Linked DNA regions of Homo sapiens: region 2 is linked to region 1. A link is a contact called in ENCODE Hi-C or POLR2A ChIA-PET data. All regions are on one chromosome and are shown on one strand. Each heading gives the region's core, a stretch centred on a gene start or an enhancer-like site at or near the end of the contact. The rest is flanking DNA. Distances are from core to core; before and after follow the strand shown.

Region 1 (4,961 bases), core at 108-2,607:
CAAAGGAAAACCTTGACCGAAAAACATTCTGACAAGATCTCTGTGCCTAGAGAAGATACAAGGAGAAAAGGCACAGAGAGTTTTAACAATACAGTATCAGGGGATTATTCTTTGCTTTCTTCTCATGGGAAATATTTACAGATATTTTTTTTAAAAAATCTTTTAAAAAACTTTTTGAAAAGCGTCATTTAATGCTTTGTCAAAAAATAATTAAAATACGGTATAGAAAAGTACACTAAAAGACAAATAGGCGATAACGTGAATTAGGGAGGAAAAGCTGGCATTTGGAAACACCAGAAGGAACTGGAAATTTAGTATCTTACTGCAAGCCAGAGGGAGGCTGGAGAAATGAGGAATGGGGGTTAGACTTAAGACCCTGCTTGGGACACAGGTGAAAAATGCAGCGGAAAATCAGCTCCCCATGGACTGTGAAAATAATTAAAAGGCAGGCAATTAGACGGAGGTGTCTTTAGTCCCTGGGTTCCTACTTTAAAAAAATCTAACTGACGTACATTTTTCAGTAAATTACTACATTGAGAGAAACAAAACTCAGCCCTAACCAACTATAAACTGCCAATTAACCTCTGATTACATAATCAGGAAATTTTCACCTTTATTGTACAAATTAAGAAACTATGTAACTCTACCTAACCAATTACTGAATTTGGTTTTCTTCATCATGCTTTTTATAAAAGTCTTTTCTTCAAGTCCCGCCCATGAAGCACAAATTACAAACCACAGCTGGGTGCTCCACAATTTTTGAATCACTCTTTGATTAAATTATTTAATGTTTTTATAGTGACTCCCATATATTTTTAACAGAAGACAAGAGGAACTGGGAACTCCACGGAACAAAGCTCTTCCCATTCATGAACCCGCACCCCGAGTCAGAACTGTCCCCTGAAGACCCTCCCGTGGTCCCTGCACAATCTGGGAAAGACGCGGTGCTGCGGGTGCAGAGCTGCCCAGAGAGGGCTCCAGGCCAGGGCACAGTCACTGTGCAGTGAAGAGACAGGACGCCTGGGGTCCCGACTGTCAGCACAGCCGCCATCTTATGGCTGGAGGGGACTGAGGCCGAGCTGGGCAAGGAGAACTCGGGGCGCAGACTGTGGAGCTGACTGCGGGGAGGCCTGAGTCCCGCCACAGCCACTTCCCACCGGTTACAACCAGCCCTTCCCCTCTCTCGGGATGTCCGACCCGGCACTCTCACCATTTCTAGGCTTTCAGGGGGTCCCGGTGTCTTAGCTGTGGGTCTCCCAATACCTGCAGGTCACAGGGCCACAGATGTTGGGCCTCTAGGAGCAGAGGACACAGAGCAGCGAAGGGGAGACCTGGAGCTCAGGCTGCGGCGAGAGACAAAGGCCCCGCCACATCCCGGAAGCCGTCCTGTCCGCTCCAGCTGCGTGCCTGATTGGACGGTTCCCAGCCTAGCGTCGCTGATTGGATAACGTTTAAAACCCCACCTTCTCAGGCCCTGAGTGACAGAAGATGCGAACAGATGCTGGGCTGAGTGAAGAAAGAGTGACAGCTTAGGCTGCCGTCTTTTCAGGCAGGGCTTCCTCCCAGAGCTTAGCCAGGCCCACCCCAGAGGGAATTTGTATTTAACCTTGTGTGTAAAGTCACATGCATTTATAAATAACATACTGTATGCCTATTCACAAATGAAAAGAATATAATAACAATTATTTTAAAATTTCGGATTTTATGACCTTCCCGGCTTCTGGTCTTTCAGCAGGCCGTCTGAAATTTTAGAACGGAGGTAATTTTCTGAAATAAAATGTGAGCCATATGTAAATTTTAAATTTTCTAGTAACCAAACTTAAAAAAAAAAAGTAACAGGTTGAATTGATTGTAACAATTTAATTAACCCAATATATCAAAAAATTTTCATTTTAATGTGTGAGAAATATGTGATTATTAATAAAGTATATAAATATTTGAAACTAAATCTTTGAAACTAACTCTGTATTTTACCTTTCTAGCACATCGCAGTTCAGACCAGGAACATTCCAGGCACTCAGGAGCCACACATGACCAAAGCTTCCACATTGAAGTGCAGCTCTGATGTCGGGAGGTGAAGGGCCCCAGCAAACCTTTTCTGCCAGAGGTGAAGGAAAAGCCTCTCCCTACCAACATCTCCCTTCAGTTCTGAGGGTGGAACAGATAGTGGCCATAGAAAGAGCAGAGGGCAGCAAGAACAAAATAACCACAAGGAGACCACTGATAGCCACCTGTTGCCCATTTTCTTCCAGAGATCAGACAGTGAAGAAAGAATGTTGGGGCCACAGGATAATAAAACTCTGTGTCTTCAGATCTGTCCACACTCTTGACCTCAAATGTTTAGATATGGAGAAAACAGATTAAAGGCAAAACTTATTTTGCTATTGGCCTTGGCCCTAATGGTCAGGCCGTAGTTATCTGTTTTCTCCTGTGGTGTGTGGGACTGTGTGGGTATAAGCACCAATCACATGCATACATGTCTACGTGTATTTCTGCATTACTCAACATTCTCTTACAAGTCACCCAACTTTAAATCAGGGGAAAAAATCAGTACCTATAGGGTGCCCACTGTTAGAAGGTAACTAGTAATCAACCTGTCATAGAATCCTGGTGTCCTATCTGCACGGGGTGCATGTATTAGTTAGCTATTGTAGCATAACAAATCGTCCAAAACTTATTAGTTCATAATTGAGATGGTCAGCCATTTAGGCTAGACTGAGTGGGGCCGTTCTTCTAGTCTCAGCTGAGCTCTTTGAGACACGTATCATCAGCTGCTTGTTGACTAGCCAGCTGTGCTTCTGGGGGTGAGCTTCTAGTTCTGGGGCTGTCAACAGGGCACCTTGCTTCTCCTTCCCATGGTATCTTATTTTCCAGCTGGCTAACATGGCTTTATTCAGGGAGATGGCAGCATTCTGAAAGAAAAACAGAAGCATTCAAGACCATTTGAGCCTGGGCCCCAAACTAGCCCACTGTCATGTTCACAAGTTTCTACCACTCTGAGCCAATAAGGCCAGCCAGATCTAGGGTTTGGAAAACAGATTCTGGATCTTGATGGAAACAGTTGTAAAAGCACCTGGCAATGGGCATGGATACAGAAGAGATTAAAAATTGCCACCATTTTGCAATTAGTACCAATCTACCTCTTTTCCATATGTGGTTCATAGAACTCTTTCACATCAAGAAAATTGTCCAAAGACCCACAGATACTAAGTGGCTGGGCTGAGACTCAGGATTAACTCTGTCTGACTCCAAAGCCCATGTACCTCCATAGATCACACTACAAAGTAGCTGCCCTGCCCTAGACCCTTGAAATCCTGGAGAGTGACACTTGTACAGAAGAAACCAGATTCCTTCAGATTTGTGCTCAGTACTGTTTATCATTGGGAATAATCATCTCAAGAAATTGCAGAAGCACTAGCTGGCTCACACCTGTATTGTTAGCACTTTGGTAGCCTGAGATGGGAGAATTACGTGAGCTCAGGAGTTCCAGTGCAGCCTGGGCAACATAATAAGATGCTGTTTCCATGAAAAATAAAATAAAATAAAATTTAGCCAGCCATGGTGGTGCATGCCTGTAGTCCCAGCTACTTAGATGGCAGAGGCAGGAGGATTGCTTGAGCCTGGAAGGTGAAGGCTGAAGTGAGCCATGATTGGTTACACCACTGCAATCAAGACTGGTTGATAGAGTGAGACCCTGTCTCAAAAAAAGAAAAGAAATTGAAGAAGCATTTTGAAAAGACATAGAATAATTTAAGGAAATAGCTGAGGGATGAGTTTAGGAAATCGAGGCCCAACAACACATTATTTATTTTTCATCATATAAAAAAATTTGAAAACTTTTAAGAGAAAGAAACTTTTTTTTTTTTTTTGAGACCAAGTCTTGCTCTTTTGCCCATCCTGGAGTGCAGTGGCCTAATCTCTGCTCACTGCAGCCTCTGCCTCCTGGGTTCAGCAATTCTCCTGCTTCAGGCTCCCGAGTAGCTGGGATTACAGGTGCGCGCCACTATGCCCAGCTAATTTTTTTTGTATTTTTCGTAGAGATGGAGTTTCACCATGTTGGCCAGGCTGGCCTTGAACTCCTGATCTCGTGATCTACCCGCCTTGGCCTCCCAAAGTGCTGGGATTACAGGTGTGAGCCACCGTGCCCAGCCTAAAAGAAAAAAACTTTAGAGAAATTATATTTAACAGAGTTTATTTGAGCATAGAATAATTTGCAAATTGGGCAGCCTGTGAATCCAGAACAGGGTCAGAGGGACTCCAGCACAGCCACATGATGAAAACAGATTTATGGCAGAAAAAGCAAAGGGACATACAGAAAATAAACATGAGGTGTAGAAACAGCCAGATTGACCACAGCTTGGGATTTGCCTTATTTGAACATGGCTTGAACACTTGATGTTATTTTATTGGTAAAAACACGGTGGTTGGTACAATAATAAGTTACAGTCTATTTATGTATAAATAAATCAAATGGTGCCATCTCGACTCACTGCAACCTCCGCCTCTCGGATTCAGCCATTATCCTGCCTCAGCCTCCCAAGTGGCTGGGATTACAGGCGCTTGCCACCATGCCTGGCTAATTTTTGTATTTTTAGTAGAGACGAGGTTTCACCATATTTACCAGGCTGGTCTTGAATTCCTGACCTCAGGTTATCCACTTGCCTCAGCCTCCCAAAGTGCTGAGATTACAGGAGCGAGCCACTGCACCCAGCCCTGATAAAATAGTGTTAAGCAAAGCTAACTAAATGGACTGGATTGTTTTTGTAATTGAGACTGATGACAATCAGATTCACTGAGAGTGAAAAAAATGTGTTGACTATTATAAAATAGTCATTGGATGTCTTATGCACCAGATAATAGAACCTCATGTATCTTCTGCTACTGAAGTCTAATATGATTAAATGCAGCAAAACTTCAGTGCATTATGGCAAAGCATATTTTCACCAGGTAAAGAATGCTTT
Region 2 (5,242 bases), core at 2,079-4,578, 370 kb after region 1:
GTCTCAAACACCTGTCCTCAGGTGATCCGACTGCCTCAGACTCCCAAAGTGTTGAGATCACAGGCATGAGCCACTGGGCCCGGACTAAAATAAAATATTTCTTAATCATACTTTTCTTAAGTTTATTTCCCTCCCTCAGGCTCCTGAACTTTGAGCTACCCTCAGTCTGAGTCAACATACAACCCCATTTTACATTCCTCCTAAGAACATGCTGATTTCAGGGTAAGACATCCTCTGATCTAAAATCTGACTTTTTCACTCTCCATTTGCCATTCACCTCCCACCTCCTTTCTTATCTTGTTTACCTCTCCCTAAAAAAGAAAGCCCTTTTCTGCCTACATCTTTGCAAGCCATAAAGATCTTATATTTAGTTGGTACTTTCTCCTGTTGCAATAATTTTTTGGAATTCATTTTTTTTTTACATAAATCTAATGTTTTTATTTTACAAAGTACAGAAAGTGCCACAAAACATAACGACTGCATCATCAGTAAGACCCTCTCAGTTTCCTTTCATCTTAACCTCAACTGCATCTGCCTGTGGGACCCCAGCTTTCCAGGGCTCTGTAGCTTCTCTCAGGATAAAGGCTCCTTCTATGGCTGGGGTGAGCAGGCTGGACACCTGCACGGGAGGCTCCCCAGAAAAAACTAACTGAGTCTTCAATATCCAGTTGCAGGCTTAATTATTAGCCTTAGCTTGGAGTCACTAGGTTCAAGCTTTAATTTCCATGTCAGAATTACTCACTTAGTTTTTGAAACTATGTGTTTGAAAAATCCAGGGAAATTACTCAAACGCAGTGTTTACATAAGGGAAGGAAATTTTAAGGTTCTTACTTTTTTTTTTTTTTTTTTGAGACGAAGTCTCACTCTGTGGCCCAGGCTGGAGTTCAGTGGCATGATCTCGGCTCACTGCAACCTCCACCTCCCGGGTTCAAGACATTCTTGTTCCTCAGCCTCCCAAGTAGCTGGGAATACAGGCATATGCCACCACACCTGGCTAACTTTTGTATTTTTAGTAGAGATGAGTTTCACCATGTTGGGCAGGCTGGTCTCAAATTCCTGACCTCAAGTAATCAACCTGTCTAGGCCTCCCAAAGTGCTGAAACTACAGGCATGAGCCACTGCACCTGGCTAAGATGCTTGCATTTTATACCCCTATAAGAAAAGCATATATATCTACTTCTTTCAGACAATGTATGTATTATTTTATTATTTATCTTAAAAATAATGCAGTAGGCCGGGCACTGTGGCTCACGCCTCTAATCCCAACACTTTGGAAGGCCAAGGTGGGTAGATCACGAGGTCAGAAGATTGAGAACATTTTGGCCAACATGGTGAAACCCTGTCTCTACTAAAAACACAAAAAAATTGGCTGGACGTGGTGACACACACCTGTAATCCCAGCTACTTGGGAGGCTGAGGCAGGAGAACTGCTTGAACCTGGGAGGCAGAGGTTGCGTGAGCCGAGATCACGCCACTGCACTCCAACCTGGTGACGGAGTGAGACTCTGTTTCAAAAAAATAAGTAAATAAATAAAATAATGTAGTAAAAAATTAGTCATATGGGAACACTTCTAGAAGGTACCATGTTTCATCACTTAAAATTTAGCATTTAACTCAGAAATCAAAATAAAAGGATATAGAAAAAATTTACCCTGCAAAAAGAGGAACTAATGTGTTGATGAATCCATGTAACTCCTCAATTATCTACCACATTTTCCTGTGGAAATATATTCATTGTCTACAGCCAAAATGGAAGAGAGATTTTCCCTATATTTTTCCTTGGTAACTAGCATTCCTGGCAAACATGGTGAAACCTCATCTCTACTAAAAATATGAAAACTAGCTGGGAGTGGTGGCGCTTGCCTGTAGTCCCAACTACTGGAGAGGCTGAAGCAGGAGAATCGCTTGAACCCATGAGGTGGAGGTTGCAGTGAGCCAAGATCTGACACTGCACTCTAGCCTGGCGACAGAGCAAGACTCCGTCTCAAAAAATAATAATAATAATAATAATTAATTGAGGAACATGGGGGACACTTGAGGCCCTGCTTGGGACACATGTGAAAAATGCCAGGGAAAGTCAGTCCCCTGTGGGATGTGAAAATAATTAAGTGGCAGGCAATTAGACTGAAGAGGCTCTAGTCCCCGGATTTCTATTTCTAAAAAAAAAAAAAAAAAAAAATCTAAGCTCAAGTGCATTTTTTGGCAAATTACTACATTAGGGGAAACAAAATTCAGGCTTCAGCAACTATAAACTGCCAATTAAGCTCTAATTACATAACCAGGAAATTTCCACCTTGATTGTACAAATTAAGAAACTACATTACTAAACCTAACAAATTATTGAATTTGGTTTTCCTCATCATGCATTTTATAAATGTCTTTTCTTCAAGCCTCTCCCATGGACCACAAACTACAAACTATAGCTGGGTGCTCTACAATTCTTGAATCACTCTTTGATTAAATTGTTTGATATTTTTGCAGTGACTCCCATAATTTTTTTTTTTTTTTTTTTTTTTTAGACAAGAGTCTTGCTCTGTCGCCCAGGCTGGAGTGCAGTGGCAGGATTTCAGCTCACTGCAACCTCCGCCTCCCGGGTTCAAGCGATTCTCTCACTTCTGCCTCCCGAGAAGCTGGGACTACAGACATTCGCCAACATATCCACCTAATTTTTGTATTTTTAGTAGACAAGGGGTTTCCCCATTTTGGTCAGTCTGGTCTTCAACTCCTGACCTCAAGTGATCCGCCCGCCTCGGCCTCCCAACGTGCGGGGATTACAGGCTTGAACGACCGCGCCCGGCCCCATACAATTTTAATAGCAGAAAAGAGAAACTGTGAACCCCACAGACCAAAGCTCTTCCCATTCATGAACCCGCACCGCGAGTCAGCATTCTCCCCTGAAGACCCTCCGGTGGTCCCTGCACAATCTGGGAGAGACACGGCACTGCGGGTGCAGAGCTGCCCACAGAGCGCTCCAGGCCAGGGGCACAGTCACTGCGCGGGGAAGCGACAGGACGCCCGGGGGCCAGGCTGTCAGCGTAGCCGCCATCTTATGGCTGAATGGGACTGAGGCAGAGCTGGGTAAGGAGAATTCGGGGTGCAGATTGTGGAGCTGACTGAGGGGAGGCCTGAGTCCCGCCACAGACACTTCACCTCTCTCGGGATGCTGGACCGGCACTCTCACCATTTCTAGGCTTCCAGGGGGTCCTGGCGTCTTAGCTGTGGATCTCCCAATACCTGCAGGACACAGGGCCACAGAGGCTGGGCCTCTAGGAGAAGAAGACAGAGAGCAGTGAACAGACGACCTGGAGCTCCAGCTGCAGGGAGAGACAAAGACCCCGCCAAATCCGGAAGCCGTCCTGTTCATTCCAGCTGCGTGCCTGATTGGACGGTTTCCAGCCCAGCGCCTCTGATTGGCTAATGCTTAAGGTCCCGCCCCCTCAGACACTGAGTGACAGAAGATGTGATCAGCTGCTGGGCGGAGTGAAGAAAAGAGTGACAGCCTAAGCTGCAGCCTTTTCAGGCAGGGCTTCCTCCCAGAGCTGAGCCTGGTCCATGCCAGAGCATGGGAACATTTTATCTCTTTTTTACTCTCTGTCTTGTTGAATGTATTCAAAGGTGAACAGAAGTATTTTGCTGTCATATTAATAATACATAAAATTTTTGTTCAAGAGAAAATCAGCTTTTACTTTGGTAATAGTGTATTAACGATTAAAGCTAATTTTAATAAAACCTTATAAATAAATCAAATTTGTCATTTTTGACCACTCCAGATTTACATATATATTTTGTAATCCCTGTAATTTTTTTATCTATTTATATTTTATTTTTATCCACATTCTTCTTATTTTTTCAACTTGAAACAACCTTTAAGTAATTTCAAACTGCTATAAGAGATAGAAATAATTTAGGGTCAGGCACAGGTAGCTCATGCCAGTAATCCCAACACTTTGGGAGGCCAAGGTGGGTGGATCACTTGAGGTCAGGAGTTCAAGACTAGCCTGGCCAACATGGTGAAACCCCATCTCTACTCACAATGTAAAAAATTAGCTGGGTATGGTGGTGCACATCTGTGGTCCCAGCTACTCCGGAGGCTGAGGCAGGAGAATCACTTGAACCCAGGAGGTGGAGGTTATGTAACAGCCCAAGGGGTTCATTTTGCCCTTTGCCTAGACAGAGCCAATTCATGAAGACAGGAGAATTTATGGAGGAAAAGTTAAATGTTAAATTTGAACTCAATTGAACGTGGACACAATGGTCACCAAGTCCCAGAACAGGTCCTGGTTGTGAGCCCCTGAGGTGTTCATCCAGAGCTGTATCAAAGAAATGTCTATTTCATTCTATTACTATACATTAGTTGTTGAAAAACAATAGACAATCACAAAAACAACTTGACCCTTTTGTGTTCCGTGAGGCAAGTCCCAAATGGCCCTCCTCACTGGGCCTTATGCCAAACAACTCGTTACAAAAGAGCTAGGGTCCCAGACCACCCTGAAGCTTCATGAGACTCCTTGTCTGTGCATGAATGGGTGGCCGACTCTGGAGCCTGGGCTGTTTCTTCCTACTCAGTTGGTAATCCTCCATAGTCTAGTGAGGGTAAATATATATATATATCTTTTCCCATCTCCTCTTCTTACTGCAATTTGCTTATTATATCAATCTGTGTATTATATTTATTTGCTTATTATATCATTTGCTTATTATATCATTAGTTTATTCTGTCTGCATTGATATTGATGTGGGTTAAAGCTTGTTTACCATTAAAGTTATTGTATGTATGTCTTTTCTTCTCCTCTCCCACGTTTCCCATACAGAACATTTTTGGCATCACAAACAGGATTTGAAAACAAAAGTGGGCCCCTTTTTGACCAGAAGGATAGGGCTGGAGGCTCAAGGATTTCCCATATCCTGAGATGGGATCACTCCCAGTTCTCCTTCTTTGTGATTGAATGGTTCAGGGGAACTGGCCTTTGTGGGAATTGGGAATCTAAATTAGTGCAATTTAAACCTTTGACTGTGCGTGAAGTGCTGCAGGGGATTCCAGTCACCAAAGGAGATGCTGAGGGAATCTCACAAAGTGGATAGTGTTTGATTGCTGCTTATAAGTTAATGTGTCAAGATAGGGGCTGGTTGCTACAAGAGAAATATAAGCTGGAAAAGGAAAATGCTAATCTGACTTCCGGACTGGCCCTGGCCCAATGCCAGTCAATGTCTTGACTGATCAGGCTCAAAGCTATCAGCCTAT

Evidence for each region. A loop is a pair of places that touch in the nucleus more often than their neighbours do. ChIA-PET counts read pairs that join two places held with the same protein, here RNA polymerase II (POLR2A). Pooled maps may share reads with other maps.
Region 2: a map of CD8-positive, alpha-beta T cell shows a loop between it and region 1 (11-fold over the local background). The contact joins the promoter of ZNF66 here to the promoter of ZNF431 in region 1. A Hi-C loop is called at or near these places in 9 of 168 maps with a recorded cell type or tissue (B cell, CD4-positive, alpha-beta T cell, CD4-positive, alpha-beta memory T cell and 4 more), 9 of 37 single-sample maps with no recorded cell type and 21 of 50 pooled maps. POLR2A ChIA-PET finds 5 or more read pairs at or near these places in 19 of 52 experiments (AG04450, CD4-positive, alpha-beta T cell, CD8-positive, alpha-beta T cell and 13 more).

Annotation. Positions count from the first base shown.
Region 1 is chr19:21,138,436-21,143,396 of GRCh38, reverse strand. It overlaps ZNF431 (zinc finger protein 431), which reads right to left and starts at 1,357. Exons shown (of 5, transcript NM_133473.4): 1 at 1,211-1,357. The coding sequence starts at 1,213. RefSeq lists enhancers at 1-70, 852-1,331.
Region 2 is chr19:20,774,390-20,779,631 of GRCh38, reverse strand. It overlaps ZNF66 (zinc finger protein 66), which reads right to left and starts at 3,328. Exons shown (of 4, transcript NM_001355197.2): 1 at 3,182-3,328. The coding sequence starts at 3,184.